Linked DNA regions of Homo sapiens: region 1 is linked to region 2. A link is a loop called in an ENCODE intact Hi-C map of the cell type or tissue named here. Cell type or tissue: endothelial cell of umbilical vein. All regions are shown on one strand.

Region 1 (8,000 bases), 100 kb before region 2:
GGCGGGCAGGTGGGACCGGAGGCAGGTCTGGAGCCCCAGCCTCTGTCCTGTGCTCTCCACACCTCGTGCTTCTGCACAGGGCTCGGCAGGGTCCAAAGGATTCCAGTGTGGTCTGTCAGGCGCGTTGTCTGGGTCAGGGCCCCCAGCACACTTTTAGTTTGATTTGTAACTTTAAACGTTTGAACACAGGGCACATGGGCTTCTCTTTCCCTGGCCCGCACAGTATCTGGAAGGTCAGCTCAGAGTCCGGCACAATCATTCTCTATGAGAACTTTGTGGTCAGACAATATGGCTCAAAGGCAGCCTCCTGCCGTGTGGGCGCTCACCGAGCTGCCCTGACCTCGGTTCCCTAACCTGGAAAACGGCAGAGAGACCCTGCAGAGACGTGCCCTGACCTCGGTTCCCTAACCTGGAAAACGGCAGAGAGACCCTGCAGAGACGTGCCCTGACCTCGGTTCCCTAACCTGGAAAACGGCAGAGAGACCCTGCAGAGACGTGGGGCAGGAGTCACAGGCGACGCAGAGCCCGATGGGCCGCGGCACTGGGCTGGGTTGGGCAGTGCCCCCGAATTCATTTCCCTGGAGCCTCAGGATGTCACTGTAGTCGGAGAGAGGGTCTTTGCAGATATGGCCAAGTTAAGGTGAGGTCATTAGGATGGGTCTGGTCCAACGGCTGGTGTCCTTAGGGGAAGAGGGAAATTTGAACATAGACACGGGGAAACGCCACGTGAAGACGGAGGCTGGGGCTGGGGGGCAGCGTCTGCAGGCCGAGGAAGGAGTCGCCAGGAGGGCTGCAGGGCCGAGTCTCCCCGGATTCTTTGGAGGGGCCGCGCCTGGCCCGCCCGGCCTTGGCTCTCAGACATCCGGGCTCTAGGACCGTGGGAGGCCGCATCCCTGCTGGTCCAGCCGCTGGGTTTCTGGGGCTTCGTTTCAGCAGCTCGGCATGTAAGAGCCGCAGCTCCTCTTCACTGCCCACCCTCAGGCTATGTGGAAACCCCACTCTCTTAGGACTAGGCAGACCCTTTGCTTTCTAAACTAGCGAGAACGCCATTCCCTGGGTCTGGCAGCTCCCCTGCACTGTGCCGACACCCAACGCTCACTCAAGGTCCGGGCCAGCTCGTCCTCACTGTGCCGTGGAGACCCCTGGACCTGCCAGGTCCCACAGCCGCTTACCGGCCAAGTCGGTGGAGACCAGAGACCATCGCTGCTGTTTGTGCCTCACACGGTTTTGAATCTCCAGGGACCAAGTGACTTCCGGGAAGGTGCGGTGAGATCTGGACTCACTGCTGATTCCCTGAGATGTGGGCCGAGGTTCAGCTGCTCCTTGAACCTGTGAGGTACAGGCCAGGGGTGAATGTGAGTTGGCCAGAAACAGTTCCCCGAGGATACCAAAAAGCTAGTAATAAAATGAAAATAAGTGCAGCTGGCAGCTCCTAGGTGCCACCCTGCCCTGACCCAGTTCCCTTGGCCTCAGCAGCACCCTGGAGGATGGGAAAAGGCTGGCAGCGTGATGGGGAGGCCCCGGAATCCCCTTCTGCATCAGGCCTGCTCCTGCCAAGCACGCACCCGCACCCCACAGCCTGGGGGCAGGCAGGCCTGGGCTGCATTAACCCTGTTACCCAGGGGACCCCCGGGCACTCTCCTGGGTGGAGCCCACGGGGCACTTGACTTGGTTTTTGCAAAAAGACCTGCCAGTCTCTGCGTTGGCTCCTCCCTTTCACTCTCTCCTCTGGGTACATCTCCAGGCCAGGGGGTCCCAACTCCAGAGAGCACGGGGCAGTAAGAGGGCAAGTGTGGGGACGGCGTGAGTCCACTGTGCAGGTCGGAGGTGGCCCCAGCCTGAGGAATACTGCGCACCCTCCCTAGCAAGGACCACAGTGTGGTATGTTTGCTCGGCTCCAGAAAACATAAATCAAATCCAAGAGGAGGAAGACCTGAGTGGTATTTACCGCTCAAACCCGATCTTTTTTGAACTCAGCTGCCTCCCTCACTGAACGGGGATTGTGCGGTCAGCCTGGGTGCAAGCCAGGGTCAGCAGACATACATCCCTGCCCACAGTGCCCTGCAGTTGAGCGTGAAATTCCACCACAGCTTCCCGGGGCCTGGTTGGTCGGGAAGACTCACATCCCGGCCTCTCTTCCTGTCGTAAAATCACCCCTGCGTGGTGTTGGCATATTTGCTGTCCAGCTCAGCAGGGGCGGGCCCCTGGAGCTGCCACGGATCAGCCACCTGCCCCTCCAGGCCTCCTAGCTCAACAGGTTGTGGGTGCCACTGGGACTCATAGCTCCCGGGACACTGGGGCTACCCGTGCCTACTTGGACAAAGCTGTTAAAAGCCCAAGCCCCCACGGCTGCTCCGGCTCAACGTGGGCTCCCTCGTGTCAGCCCTGCTGATGCTGACCTGGCTTTATTTCCATCAACAGACCCAACACCCAATCACAACACAGTGAAAGAAGAGCTGGCGAGGAAAACCGTGTTTGCTTGCACCAATGTCCTGGACTTCTTCGCTGAAACCTAAGTGGACGCTGAGGAGAACGCCCCCCACGTCCTCAGGGACCGAGCCACTTCCAGGCCTCGCCAAGAAGAAGGGCTGCTTTCCACAGGTTTCTTTTGTGGAAATGCCCTGTCCAGCCTTGAGACTCACGCAGGGAGTGTGCGAGTGTGTGCCCGGGGAGTGTTCATACCCCTCCGGCTTCAGAAAACAAAGAAAAATCACCTTTACCTACTGCTTTTGGTGTTCAGGCATATCTGAAATTCATTGTTATGATTATGATGGGTTGGAGAGGTCATCGTTTCAGGATATGACAGAGTTTAGTAACACAGACCATGAGGTTCTCTCAGCTTTGTGGGACTCAAGGGTGCCACACTGCCATGTGTTTGAAGGCTACCGCGAGGTCCCCGGAGCTCAGGAAGAACCGCGTCCCTCTGGGGAGGAAATGCAATTTGCTCTTGCTTAGGGGCCTGTGTTCGTACCCACATATCACAGGGACACGGTGGGGCTGTGAGGCAAGGGCACATTTCACGCAAGAGATGCACCACGACCGTGAACCAGCAGCGGACGCAGGACGTGCGCCAAGACAAACACGGCCCAGGCTGCCGGGCAGTCTGCCCAGGGCAAAGCCTGATTACCAGATGGGGCCAGGAGGAAACGGGCGGACCCGGCTGCTGTCCCGTGGGCCTGGTCATCGTCCACAGTGCAGCCAGGGCTCGCCCGTACACTCCGTGCATATTGTCTGGAATTCACTTCTGGCTGCTACTAAAGCGGGGTCGCCGTTTATCCGCACGGAGGAAGGCCATGAGAAGCCACACATCAGTGTGGATTTACATCCCACGTTCCCTAAAGGAGACAGCGCGGAGCGCTTGAGGCCAGGACAGGCACCCGCACACAGCCCGTCTGCCGGCCTCGCTTCCTCCAAGGGGGTGCCGGCCTGACCCCGTTCTCTTCCAGGCTGCTGAGACCAGCATCCGAGCCAGCCCAGGCCATAAACAAAGCCACAGCCAAAGGTGCTTCAGCAGCAGATGCCCATCCCCCAGCTTGGGACTGCAAGCCTGGGGTCAAGGTGCCAGCAGAGGAGGGTCCACTGAGGCCTCTTCCTGGCTCACAGAGGCACCTTCTCACTGAGCTTGGCAAGGCCGAGGAGGAAGCCAGCACTCCCTTTTCTCTTCTTGCAGGGACACCTGTGCCATCCTGAGGCCTCCACCCACAGGACTCCATCCAACCTCAGCACCTCCCAAAGACCCCACCCTAACACCGTCACAGGGGGCTTAGGACTTCAGTGCATGGATCCTGGGGGATCCATTTCAGTCCACAGCAGCCATAAGCCAAAGACTTCCTTCCGAATTCTTACCTGGTTAAGCGAGAGGCTCCTCTGGGCGTTGTTGCTGCCCTAATGGGGCTGGTGGGCCACAGACGGCAACAGGCCAGGTAGCAGGATCCCCAGGTCCAGCAGTCCTCGCCGCATCTGCTGCTCCAGCAGCTCCTCCACTCTTCCTAGGGCCTGAGCCTACGCTGTGAGGGACCTCGCATGCAAAACAGAGGAGGTTGTAGGGGGTTGTGGGGGGCGGGGACGAGGGATCTTTGTGATCAGAGTAGAAGACGGGCAGGTGAGGAGTTAAATAGGCCGCCAACCAGAGGCAGGTGTGAGCAGTTAAACAGGCCCAACCAGAGGCAGGTGTGAGCAGTTAAACAGGCCCAACCAGAGGCAGGTGTGAGCGTCACCTGCTGCTGAACACCTGCTGTGAGCCTTGGGAGCCCCAGACAGGGTCCCTGACTCTGTAGCTGGTGTTCCCCTCCCTCCCCCGCGAGTCCTACAAACCAGGCTTAATTCCAGTGAGTGTTTGTGCTCAAACCTCCCCATTTGCCTCAGAAGAAGGAGGGAGTCGCGAGCCCAGAGGACAAGGAGAGCTCAGGGGTCCGCATCAGAATTAATGAAGGCTTGGGGGCCTCCATTCACTCCCTCAACAAACACTGAGTACTTTAGGAAAAGGCCTCATGCTTGATGTGTGGATCTGAGAGTGTTTTATATTTTTCTCAGGTTTCTAAGTATCGTTTCAAAACCTCACACAAAATTTTTTAGGCTAAAGTTTCAGGAGTTGCCAAATTACAGCACAAGCAAATTCCAAACATACCGGTGGAAAATAACCCACAGAGGTAGATGTTCTCTTTAGAGCTGAGATCAGAAATTGCTCTGCTGTAAAACTTCAACCACAAATAATAACGTCGCTGTTAAAAATAAGCATCATTATCTATGGAGTCTGAGAGGGGAACGCTGAGAGGAAGGGTCGGCCAGCCGTGTGCAGCAGGACCAGGAGGCCCTGCGAGCCCCAGATCACGTCTACCGCGCGTGTGTGCACTGATCCACCCACACAGGCGTTCAGGGCCCTACCTGGCCAATCGCGTGAAAGGCTGGCTCAGAAGGCGGTAAACTCTGTCAGGTCAAAATGAGTAATAACATTTCTAAAGCGACAAGGCTACAAAGGAAGCTGGACTCACCGGATCCCGGGAGGTTTGCGAGGCCCAGCGAAGGGCGTGGGCTGGGAGGCCCCATGAAGGAGTCATGGAGCCAATACGGGGCTCACCACCCCGCAAGCGGCGCCCCGGAGCCCCTGCTGGTCCCAAATCTCTGACCTCAACCCTCAGTTCTTGTCCTCTGACCTGAGACTCTGACCAGAAACCATGAGTGCGTGACCTCAGGCAGCCTGAGAGGTAATTCCACAGCTTCTAGTTGGGTGAGCACATCCCCTTAGCAGGGTCAGAAAGTCCCGGAAGGGAGACAGGGGTGTAGACAGCCAGAGAAGAAAATTCTCTGGCTGATTTGGTAATCGGTCAACTGGACTTGAAGCAATGAGCTTTGTAAGAGTTTTGATATTTTAATTTTTAAAGGCATCTGAAGTTTATGAGCATCTGAAGTATAAATTTGTGAGCTTATCAAAATGCTTAAGAATTTTAAAGTTTTAAAAAGATTAAGCTTTTCATCAGTGTTTAAATACTTAAGGCAATGGTTCCCAGTCAGGGGTAACCTTGGTACTGTGGGGAGATAATTTTTATTGTCACAACTGGGAGGTGCTGCTGGCCTCTTAAGACCCTGTTGTAGGACAGCCTCCATAACAAAGAATTACCCGCTCAAAACATCCACAGTGCTGGGGCTGAGAAACTCGGATTTAAGGAAGTCACCTTTGAGTCAAGCAGCCTGTTTGTAAATATTGTCTAATTGCCTGAGAAGATCTTATTCATTAGATTTACAGTTTTCCCTTGCTAGGGGTTTGAAGTACTTACGAAAATCAGATATGTTAAATTTATGATGATGGTTTGAAAAACAACGTCTGAAGAAATTTTATCAAATAACTGGTCCAAAATACGTATTTAAATTTAATCTGCAAAATGTATACACTGAGTATTAAAGAAACAGGAAATGTGTGTTTTTAGTCTTCACATCAAAATTGCTCTATTAATGAACAAATAAAAGATTAAGTTACACCTGCAGGCTTAAGAGAAATGGTTTTACAATGTACACTTGATGCACGTCACTAAAATAAGCAAAAGCCTTTGCAGGAGAGCAGGCAAGGCAGCCCTTTGTCGCAGAGCTGGAAAGAGGACGTCTGCAGGGCACAGTTTGCGCTGCTGACCCCGCGAGGCAAGGGCAGTGGCAGCCGCCTCTAAAAGCTTGTGTGGGAGCAGCACGGGGGAATGCAGAGCACATGCAGAACCGGTGCCCCATGAGCACGACTCATGGCGATCCTCAGTGTCTTGACAATACCTTTGGGGAAGCTGCTGAGAGTGGGGCAGGAGCAAGGGGACAGCAGCACCCCTCCCTGTGTGGGCCCCCAGGATGTCCTTGGGAGGACACATAGTGGCCAGAGCCAGCCTGAGCTTGAATTTTCACCAGCCCTGTGACCCCAACCCTGTCCACTCACCAGACCTTGCTTTAGCCCCAAAAGCTGGGCGTCATTGTCTGGACTTCATGGTGGAGGACAGTGAGCCCACTGACCTATCCATCCTCACCCCACCGCTGACGTGTCCAGCTGGCGAAGGCAGATCTGTTCTATTCTGGCCCGAATCTCTTCCCATGCTAGGCTGTGTAAGATTGGGGGTGTCAAAAATCAACAACCATTCTCATTCTCTTGGGATCTCCCCGGAGCCTTTGGCCAGACACCAGGAGGCACTAGAGGGTTTAAGAATTTGCAAGACAGTTGACTCCCTTGGTCACACTGGGGTTCAGCCAGGCCTAGAATCCTGTGGGGGATCTCCCCCAGCAAGGCCTTTTACTTTCAGCACTGACTCTGATGGTTGTAGATAATTAAATCTTGCTACTTCAGGGAGGTAACTGGTGCCAGAATATTCCCTTGCTATAACGCAGTTCACCTGCAATGCTGAACCCAACATCTTTCAAAATTTCAATTCACATTTGCAGAATTAAAATCTTCAAAAGAAATATAAAATGTGAAGATACATAAAGTATTATCCAAAAAGAGAGAGAGAGTCATTGCTGCTATTCAGATATCAAGGTGTAATAAGCCTTTCAGCATTTCACAAAAGATAGGAACAGATGCCATTGTAATTCTTGTTCAGGAGGGCACAAGGACCAGCGCCCAGCTCTGTGACCAGAAGTGGGTTAAATTTCCACCCACTCTACAATAAGCACACAATAAGTATTTATTATATGTCTAATACATGTAATGGATATTAGGGATTTTTAGTAAATCCCTAATTAAGTTAAGTATTTATGAAGGGTAATGATTTCAGAGCAACAGTGATAGAAGAGTGTTTCCCAATCATTATCTCCCTGAAGAAAGGAAAACTCTTTATGGTCCTTGTAATGGACACCAGGGGTGAGAAAAGTGAAGAGGGGATCAGAAGAGAGAGGAGAATCCATCATAGTTAATGTTAATGAGGACCAGGACAGAGGGGGCCACAGACCTGGAAAGGAGGTGGCTTCCATGTGTTACTGCTTCCCTATCAGCCGTGATTTCTCACCCATATTAGTCTAGACTTCACCTCCAGAACAATCCTCCAACCCCCATTTCACCAAAACATGCTGGAAAAAGTAACTCCATATTCAAAGAATTGATACAGACTTTTAAGTCCTTAGCTTTTTTTGCTTGTCTGCTATATTAGCCACAGTTGACAACTCCATCCTCACTGTTGACCTCCACATCCTCACTGTTGACCTCCCACCCTCACTGTTGACTCCCCACCCTCCCTGTGGGCTTCATCATCCTCACTGTTGACCTCCATCTTCTCACTGTTGACCACCCTGTCCTCCCTGTTGACATTCCCATCCTCACTGTTGACCTCCCCATCCTCACTGTTGACCTCCCCATCCTCACTGTTGACTCCTCATCCTCCCTGTTGGCTTCATCATCCTCATTGTTGACCTCCCCATCCTCACTGTTGACTCCCCATCCTCACTGTTGACTCCTCATCCTCCCTGTTGGCTTCATCATCCTCACTGTTGACCTCCCCATCCTCACTGTTGACTCCCCATTCTCACTGTTGACCTCC
Region 2 (8,000 bases):
GTGTGTTTAAGTTTTCAGCTGTTCATTGCCAGTATATAGAAATATGATTAATTTTGAATGTTGACATTCTATCCAGCAACCTTGCTAAACATACCTATTAGTTCTAGCAGCCTTTTTTGTACATTTCTTGGAATTTTCTACATAAATAATCACATCACCTATGAACAGGGACAGTTTTTTTTTTGTTTCAACTGCATGCCTTTTAATTTCCTTTTCTTGCTCCATTTGCTGGCTAGGGTTTACAGTGTGATGGTGAATAAGAGTGGTGAGAATGGACACCCTTGCCTTGTTCCAAATCTTAGGAGAAAACCCTTTGCTCTGTCACTATCTTGATATCAGCCATAGTGAATTTTTTTTTAATAAATACGCCTTATCAGGTTAAGGAAATTCCCTTCTCTTCCTAGTTTGCTGAGAGTTTTTGTCATGACTAGATGCTGAATTTTGTCAAATGCTTTTTCTTCATCCGTGGACAAAATCACATAGTTTTTTTTTTTAGTCTGTTAATATAGTGAATTGCATTGATTGATTGTCAAAAGTAGAACCAGCCTTGCATTCCTGGAATAAGCCCATTTCATTGTGATGGATTATTTATTTCATATAGTGTTCGATTTGATTGGCTGATATTCTGTTGAGAATTGATGATGATGAGGGCTGCTGGTCCATAGTTTCTCTTCTTTCCCTGGTTTGGGCATCAAGATAATACTGGTTTCATAAAATAAGTTAGTGCTCCTTCCTCTTCTATTTTCTGAAAGACTGTATACAGTTTCTGATATTTCTTCTTTGAATGTTTAGTAGAATTTTCCAGTGAGATCATCTGGACCTGGAGTTTTATTTTTGGAAGATTTTTAACTAAAAAATCAATTTCTTTGATACAGAACTATTTAGTTTATCTATTTCTTGTTAAGTGTGTTTTAATAGTGTGTGGCTTTTAAGGAACTTGGCCGTTTCATTTAACTTCTCAAATTTAGGTGCGTAGAGTTGTTCATAGTGGTCCATTACTGTCATTTTTATGTCGGTTGTGTCTATAATGCTATCATCTCTTTCAGTCTTAATATTGATCATTTGTTTTCTCTCTTTTCTCTCTGTCATTTACCAGTTTGTTGATATTTTTAAGAACTGTTTTGAATTCATTGATTTTCTTTCTTGTTTTTCTGTTTCCAATTTTCATACAGTTCAAATTTTTTTCTAATTTCTTTGAAATGTAAAATTGACCTATGCATTATCTAAGTGTGTCATTTAGCCTTCAAGTAGCTGGAAGTTTCCCCAATATCTTTTTGTTATTAATTTCTAGCTTAGCTTTATTGTGGTCAAAAGCATGCTTTGCATGATTTCAGATCTTATAAAATTGTTAGAGCTTTCAATGACCCATGGCATGATTTACCCTAGTGAACATTTCACGTGCCCCTGAGAACGTGTGTGCTGCTATTGCTCGGCAGCGTGTTCTGCACATGTCAAGTGAGTCCAGGTGGTTGGTGATGCTGTTCAGTTCTTTATCCTCCTTCTAGAAGATTTTCTGTTCTATTCTAACCATGACTGATAAAGGAGTGTTGAAGACTCCAACTACCAACTACAGTTATTAATCCATCATTTCTCCTCTCGGTCCCACCAGTTTATGTTTCGTATATTTTGAAGTTCTTCTGTCACGTGCATACTCAGGACGGCAACGTCTGCTTGTGGACCTGACCTCTCACCATCATGCAGTGCCCTTCCTCATCAACCACAATCTTCCTGGCTCTGATGTCTATCTCGTCTCTGCAGCCACCGAAGCTTTTTTATTATCATTAATGTTTATGTGGTGCATCTTTTCATCCCCCTACATCATTATATTTAAAGTAGGCTTCCTGGAGACAGCACAGTTTGGTCTTTTTAAAATATCCAATCTGATCATCTGGTTTTTGATTGATATGCTTAAGCTACTTATATTTAATTTAGTTACTGGGGTGTTTGGATTTAAGTATGTCATTTCATGATTTGTTTTCTGATTGTGTCTTACATTTTTTTAATCAATTTCCCCTTTTATATCTCCATTTGGATTCTTAGAATAGTTTTAATATTCCATGTTAAGGGTCTATTGGGGTCTGGTTTATATCTCTTTGCACAGCTGTGTGGGTGTGTGGTTCACGTACGAATTACAATTTACACAATTAACTTTTCACAGTCTACTGAGGATAACATTTTGCTGTTTCATGTGGACTACAGAAGCCACTTCCACAGCGGCCTCCATGCCCTCCGCTGGCCCCGTGCCCTCCCCTCTGTGTGGACCTCTGCGTTAGCTGAAAAGACCAGTGTTATGGATGCTGCCTTCATTCCTCATACACACCGAGAAAAAGGCCTATTTTATTCACCCAGACATTTATCATTTCTGTCACTTTCCCTTCATTCCTGAAGTTCCAGATTATCCTTACTGTTTCTCTCTGCTTGAAGTTTCTGTGGCGCTTCTTTTATCACAGGTAAATTGGAAATAAATTCTTAGTTTGTCTTCATCTGAGACTGTCTGTATTTCACATTCATTGCTGAAAGACACTTTTGCTGGATATAAGGTTCAAGGTGCGTAGCTCTTTTCCTCCATGCTCTGGGCCTGCTGTGCCACTTTGAGGACTCCAGGGCTCCTCCTGAAGGTGAATCCACGCTCCTTTGGATTTTTGCTCCCTGTGCGTCACGTGCTGATTCCTCTGGCTGACTTTAAGATTTCTTCGTGTTTGGTTTTCAGCTGTTTTATTATGCTGTGTCTGGGTGAGGGACTTCTTTAAGTTTATCATCTTTGGGTGGCAGAATAAATTTCATAAGCAGCCTACTCATACTCTCTCAGATGAGTCATCACAATGTCTAATTGGCTAAAGGAAACTCTAGAGTCTTGAAGGAGTTACTATTTTCCCCCAAAATTAACTTAGAAGATCGAGAGTAATAAACCATTCTTACACATATATAGGTGCACTAGAAATAAAAAGAAAAAAAGAAATGTTTCTCTCTATTATTTTCGAGTAGGAAAAAAATGACAGCCTACATTTTAAGTCTGGGCCTTACATATTATTTCTGTGTACGGTGAAAGTGGAGGAAAAGGCCTTCTGTGTGATAATTACGGACAAGGTGCTTCTGGGGGGCTCACAGAACACAACAGTTAACAAGCGGGTGTCTTCACCAATCGTCATTACAGCTAATGTAGGCTGAGCAGTTCTTACACGGCAGGTGCTACACCCACCTCTTTACATGCACCCTCTCGTGTTATCCTTGGAACAACCTTGTGACCTTAAACATTATTAACCCCAATTTGCAGGTGAAATTGAGGCATAAGTAACTTTCCCAAGAACATACAACCAACAGATCCAAGAAGTCCATGTTCTTAAATCCCGACATGAACTCCTGTCACATCCTGAGAAGGCACTCATGCTGAGCAAGTTAAAGGAATCATCTCACCCTACCCACACATTAGCCAGGGGGGCCATTTCCTGTTTCATTTCCTATCAGTGTGTGTCTGTTCTTATTTGGAAAAGTAAAGGAGGCTTGGCTTAAACCAATCTATCCTTGAAGCCACATTTTAGAAGGGTAAATATTGCTTCTCATGTCACATGTTTGATCATGCTTCTAAACTAGCTGGGCAACCAGAGGCGCTGCCTCGGATCTGTGCTGCTCAAGGACACAGCTCTCCCTGTGGCTCTGGGTTCTGTCCCAATTCTCTCCCTCTGCTGCTCTTAAAAAGCCCTTATCCATTAGAGACACAGTAGTTACATAAAATTATATCTTTTGGGATGGCCAGAAAATACTCCAATCCAAAGAGAAAGAGAGATAGAGAGTGGGGACAGGCAGAAACTGATTAAACAAGTTGAGTCGTGAGTCAATAATTATTAGTCATAAGCCACTTAATTATTAATCAGGTGGTACTTGGTACATGGGAGTTCATTACACAGTCCTTTCTACATTTGTATGTACTCTTTAAACATCAAAATAAAAAGTTAAATTTTAAAACACAAATAGAAAACTAGTGTGTGTATAGATGTGTGTATCCATGTATATACCTGTGTGTATAAATCTGGTTTCTGCACTTACTGTTCTACTGAAATGAGTGGCTCTACGACGGCCCCGAATTTCCGAATCCTTGGGTCTGTTTTTAGACTTCTTCGCAACCAGTCGGCGGTGGACTCTGCTGATCTCTTCATTTATATGAACTGGCAACTCGCTGCCCTCTCACAGCTTTTGCGAGCTCCTTAATTTCTGCCGTGTTCTTGGTTTATTTGGAGTCAGGTTTCCTCTCCCCCATTTCTCACACGTTTTCCCTGAAGATGCTCTTCCGCTCACACGGCATCTACTGTTACCAAGTCTGAGGGAATTCCTGTTCTAAATCCCTTTTCAAAGCAGCAAATTGTGCTCTGAGGCAGCTCCTGTCCCTGGAGCAAAGGCTCTGGTCACTAAGGAGCGTTCTCGCGCACGTGAACAGCGCCCCCTGCCGTGGTGTGGAGATATTGCGTCATGGAGACCCTCCCTGCGCAGCTGCCGGCAGGACCCGAGTCTGTCCCCTACCTGGGAGACCTCTTGGCAACCAGGCAGTTTGCGGGGGTTGCTTCCTTGGCCCTTTCCACTCATCGGTGTTGAAGGGTTAGAGCAAACCAGCCGCCCTCAGCCACCAGCTCCCAGCAGATGAAGTCAGGGGTGTGAGAAGACGCTTCCTCATCCTTCTGTGACTCGAGGTATCTCTGCCCTTTGGGAAGCAAGAAGAACAGCAGCCGTTTCTGCCAGTGTCCTCATACAGCTATGGCTTCAGCAAGCCACGCGTGGTCATCTGTCAGGGTCTGGGAAGAGAAAGAAGCCACGGAAGCTACCAGAACAGATAATTCCCATGAGGGACTTGATGTAGGGAATCCGTAGGTAGAAGGTCCTTAACTGGGGGCCAGAGAGGAAGCTGCTGCCTCCCCAAGCTTGGAGGAAGAAAAGGAAGAGACGGACTTGTTCTCATTTTGACTCTTGAAGAAGGGACACATGGCCTGAAGAGGAGGCCCCAGCTGCTGTGAGGGTCTCGGAGGGAAAATTGCAAATGGGGTTTGGGAGCCACTGTGCAAAGTGAGTGAGCAGCCTTGCAGCTGTGGAGCATTGCAGGGATGCAGAGCCCGGCTGTGGCACTGAGAAGGCCGCAGGTGTCAGCGCCGGGCCCCTCCTCCTCCCGAGGGTGGGCAGGGCTGCGCTGCTGGAGGATGAACACCTGAGGGCTGGGCTGCTGCAGGATGCACTGCTCAGGTCACTCACTAGCGGGAGGGAGAATTTTAGGACTGACTAAAGTCTCCGGACACATCCTTGGCAAACACAGGGAAGATACGTGGTTAATGCTCCAGGCAGAATGCGCAAGCGTCCCAAATTCCTAGGCTGAAACCTCACCCACAAGGTGACAGTGTTAGGAGGTGGGGCCTTTGGGAGGTGATGAGGTTCGGAGGGTGGAGCCTCATGGTGGGATTAGTGCCCCTACAAAAGAGGCCCCAGGGAGCTGCCTTGTTCCTTCCGCCCCGTGGGGGCACAGCCAGAAGGCTCCATCTGTGAACCAGGAAGTCTGCCCAGACACCCAGACACTGGAGCAGGGATGTGGAAAATGCCAGGCATAGCCAGGTGATGGTGAGTGGCCCTCTGGGGGCCTGAGTCCAGGTGCCTAGGGGGTGGAGAAGGATCAGTCAAGGGAGCTGTGACCTAGGTGGGTGGCCAAGGCCTGTGATGCCACCAGGACTTAATGCTCTGGGCTGAGGATGCCATCGAAGGCACCTGAAACAATTTCTCTATTATAGAGAGAGGTGATCCTGGCCAAGGGACTAATTTAGAAGCAGCCAGTCTAATCTGACTAATGGCCAAGTAAGTGTCCTAAGCACTTGAAAAGCAGGCAAAACAGCAGCAGCAGAGGAAGATGGAGAAAAGTTCAGCCTGGACAGATTTGCCAAGAAGTTTGCAATCAGCAAATTCAGGGGGATTTTTTTTAAACCATAGTTTAAAATTTGTCTTGTTGCAAAATACAGATATACATATTTGAGTTACATGTGGGAGAGAATTGTAAGGTCTTGTGTGTGGTTAGGGCCCCTAAGTGTTTCCCTCTGGCCCTGTGGGCAGTACCCCACAGTTAGGAAGTCCAAGCCAGCAGGCCAGGACCCCCATGCTCACTTCTCTGCTGGCCTCAGTGGTGATGGAGCATTCACCTCTGGAACAGTGTCTCCTCTTGGCTTCCAGGCATCCTCCTGCCCCACCTCTCCCCCAGATGACTCTGTCCAGCCCTGCAGCTGAGGCTCACTCACCAGCCCTTGCTTGGCCCTGGCCCCTCCCCTGTGCTTCCTGCACCTGCATGGGACATGACAAGACACTCAGCTGAAAGCAGCCAACGCCCTCCTGTCCGTACCCCACTGCCCCCTTGTTTTGCCAAGCAAATGGCCTCACTGTCAGTCTACCCAATGTTTCAGGCCCGAACACGGAGTCATCCTCTGTCCCTTGGTTCTCCTCATCCCCCACCTCCAAGTACCCTCTGTGCCATCCTTTCCCCCACGCAGCTGTTCCAGCCCAAGCCACCTCGGCCCTGCCTGGACCACCAGGCTGGTCTGTCCCTGTGGTCTTTGGCTGTGAGCCTTTAAAACACAGTCAGGGGTTTGTTCCTCTACCCGGGCCCTTCACTGGCTTCACTTTGCCCCAGAAATAAACTCCAAAAGCTTTTCCAGGCATGTGTGGTCTGCAGGGGTAGCCCCCAGGTCTCCTTGCCACCCTGAAGTCTGAGACCTCACCTGGGCTCAGGGCTCCTTGGCTAGGGCCTGGCCACAATTCTCCAAGGGGCGCTCAGGTGGCCCCAGGGCCTTTGCACTTTTTATTCCCCCATTTCCTCCCTCCTTTAATTTCAATTTCAACCCAAAGACAGCTCAGAGGTGCCTTCCCCTAAGCCCCACCCTCACCCCCATCAGGGTGAGCACCCTCCCTGTGTCGCCCCCACCAGGGTGAGCACCCTCCCTGTGTCGCCCCCACCAGGGTGAGCACCCTCCCTGTGTCGCCCCCACCAGGGTGAGCACCCTCCCTGTGTCGCCCCCACCAGGGTGAGCACCCTCCCTGTGTCGCCCCCACCAGGGTGAGCACCCTCCCTGTGTCGCCCCCACCAGGGTGAGCACCCTCCCTGTGTCGCCCCCACCAGGGTGAGCACCCTCCCTGTGTCGCCCCCACCAGGGTGAGCACCCTCCCTGTGTCGCCCCCACCAGGGTGAGCACCCTCCCTGTGTCGCCCCCACCAGGGTGAGCACCCTCCCTGTGTCGCCCCCACCAGGGTGAGCACCCTCCCTGTGTCGCCCCCACCAGGGTGAGCACCCTCCCTGTGTCGCCCCCACCAGGGTGAGCACCCTCCCTGTGTCGCCCCCATCAGGGTGAGCACCCTCCCTGTGTCGCCCCCATCAGGGTGAGCACCCTCCCTGTGCACAACATTGACGTGCGTTCCTGTTGCTGTTTGTTTGTCCTCTGTAGGGTCCAGGAGAGCAGAGCCTTTGCTGAGTCCCAGCTTTACCCCCAGAGCCCACAACATGCCTGGTTTACAGTCGGTGCTGGATAAATGGGTTGAACTCATAAGGCTAAGGGAGGGAAGGGGTAAGGCAAGCTGCATACTTGTGGCCAGCAACCCTTAACTGGACTGCAGATGTGTTTGGGGCCTTTAAAAAAAGTTTATGTTAAAAGGGAGTTGTTTTCATGTTGGAACCCAGATGTGCTGGCCCGCTGCCCGCTGTACCTGCCATCTACTCACATCCCCGCCTGGCATCCCAGATGTGGGATTGGCTTGTGTGGAATATGAGAGCAGAGAGGAACGGGGTAATGGCAGGAGACTGGTGAGGCACAGCCCTTCCTTGAGGCTGAGGTGTCCGAGGAAACATCGTCCATCTGGGAGCAAGGCCCAGAAGGTCACACAGCCCTGGAAGTCACACCGCCCAAAGACACAGGCAGGGAGGAGGCAGACCCGCCCCCGGAGAATCCAAGGCAAATCCAGGCCAGCGACGAGGGGGCTCAGAAGAATCC

Evidence for each region. A loop is a pair of places that touch in the nucleus more often than their neighbours do. Peaks named below come from ENCODE experiments on the same cell type or tissue, not always from the same donor. Only the 100,000 strongest peaks of a DNase experiment are listed, where the experiment ranks them.
Region 1: a loop joins it to region 2, with 5 times the contacts of the local background. A loop is called at or near these places in 15 of 110 quality-filtered maps.

What each region holds. Positions count from the first base shown.
Region 1 is chr6:169,929,657-169,937,656 of GRCh38, reverse strand. It overlaps LOC107986674 (a long non-coding RNA gene), which reads right to left and starts at 4,014. Exons shown (of 5, transcript XR_001744483.2): 1 at 3,847-4,014; 2 at 1,173-1,329. In endothelial cell of umbilical vein, a CTCF peak has its summit at 6,649 (motif pointing right); DNase peaks (open chromatin) are centred at 2,086, 2,466 and 3,096; H3K27ac peaks cover 2,446 bases.
Region 2 is chr6:169,828,262-169,836,261 of GRCh38, reverse strand. No RefSeq gene overlaps it. Among named protein-coding and RNA genes, the nearest start is that of LINC00242, 33 kb to the right of the region's middle. In endothelial cell of umbilical vein, a CTCF peak has its summit at 4,442 (motif pointing left); DNase peaks (open chromatin) are centred at 3,561 and 4,411.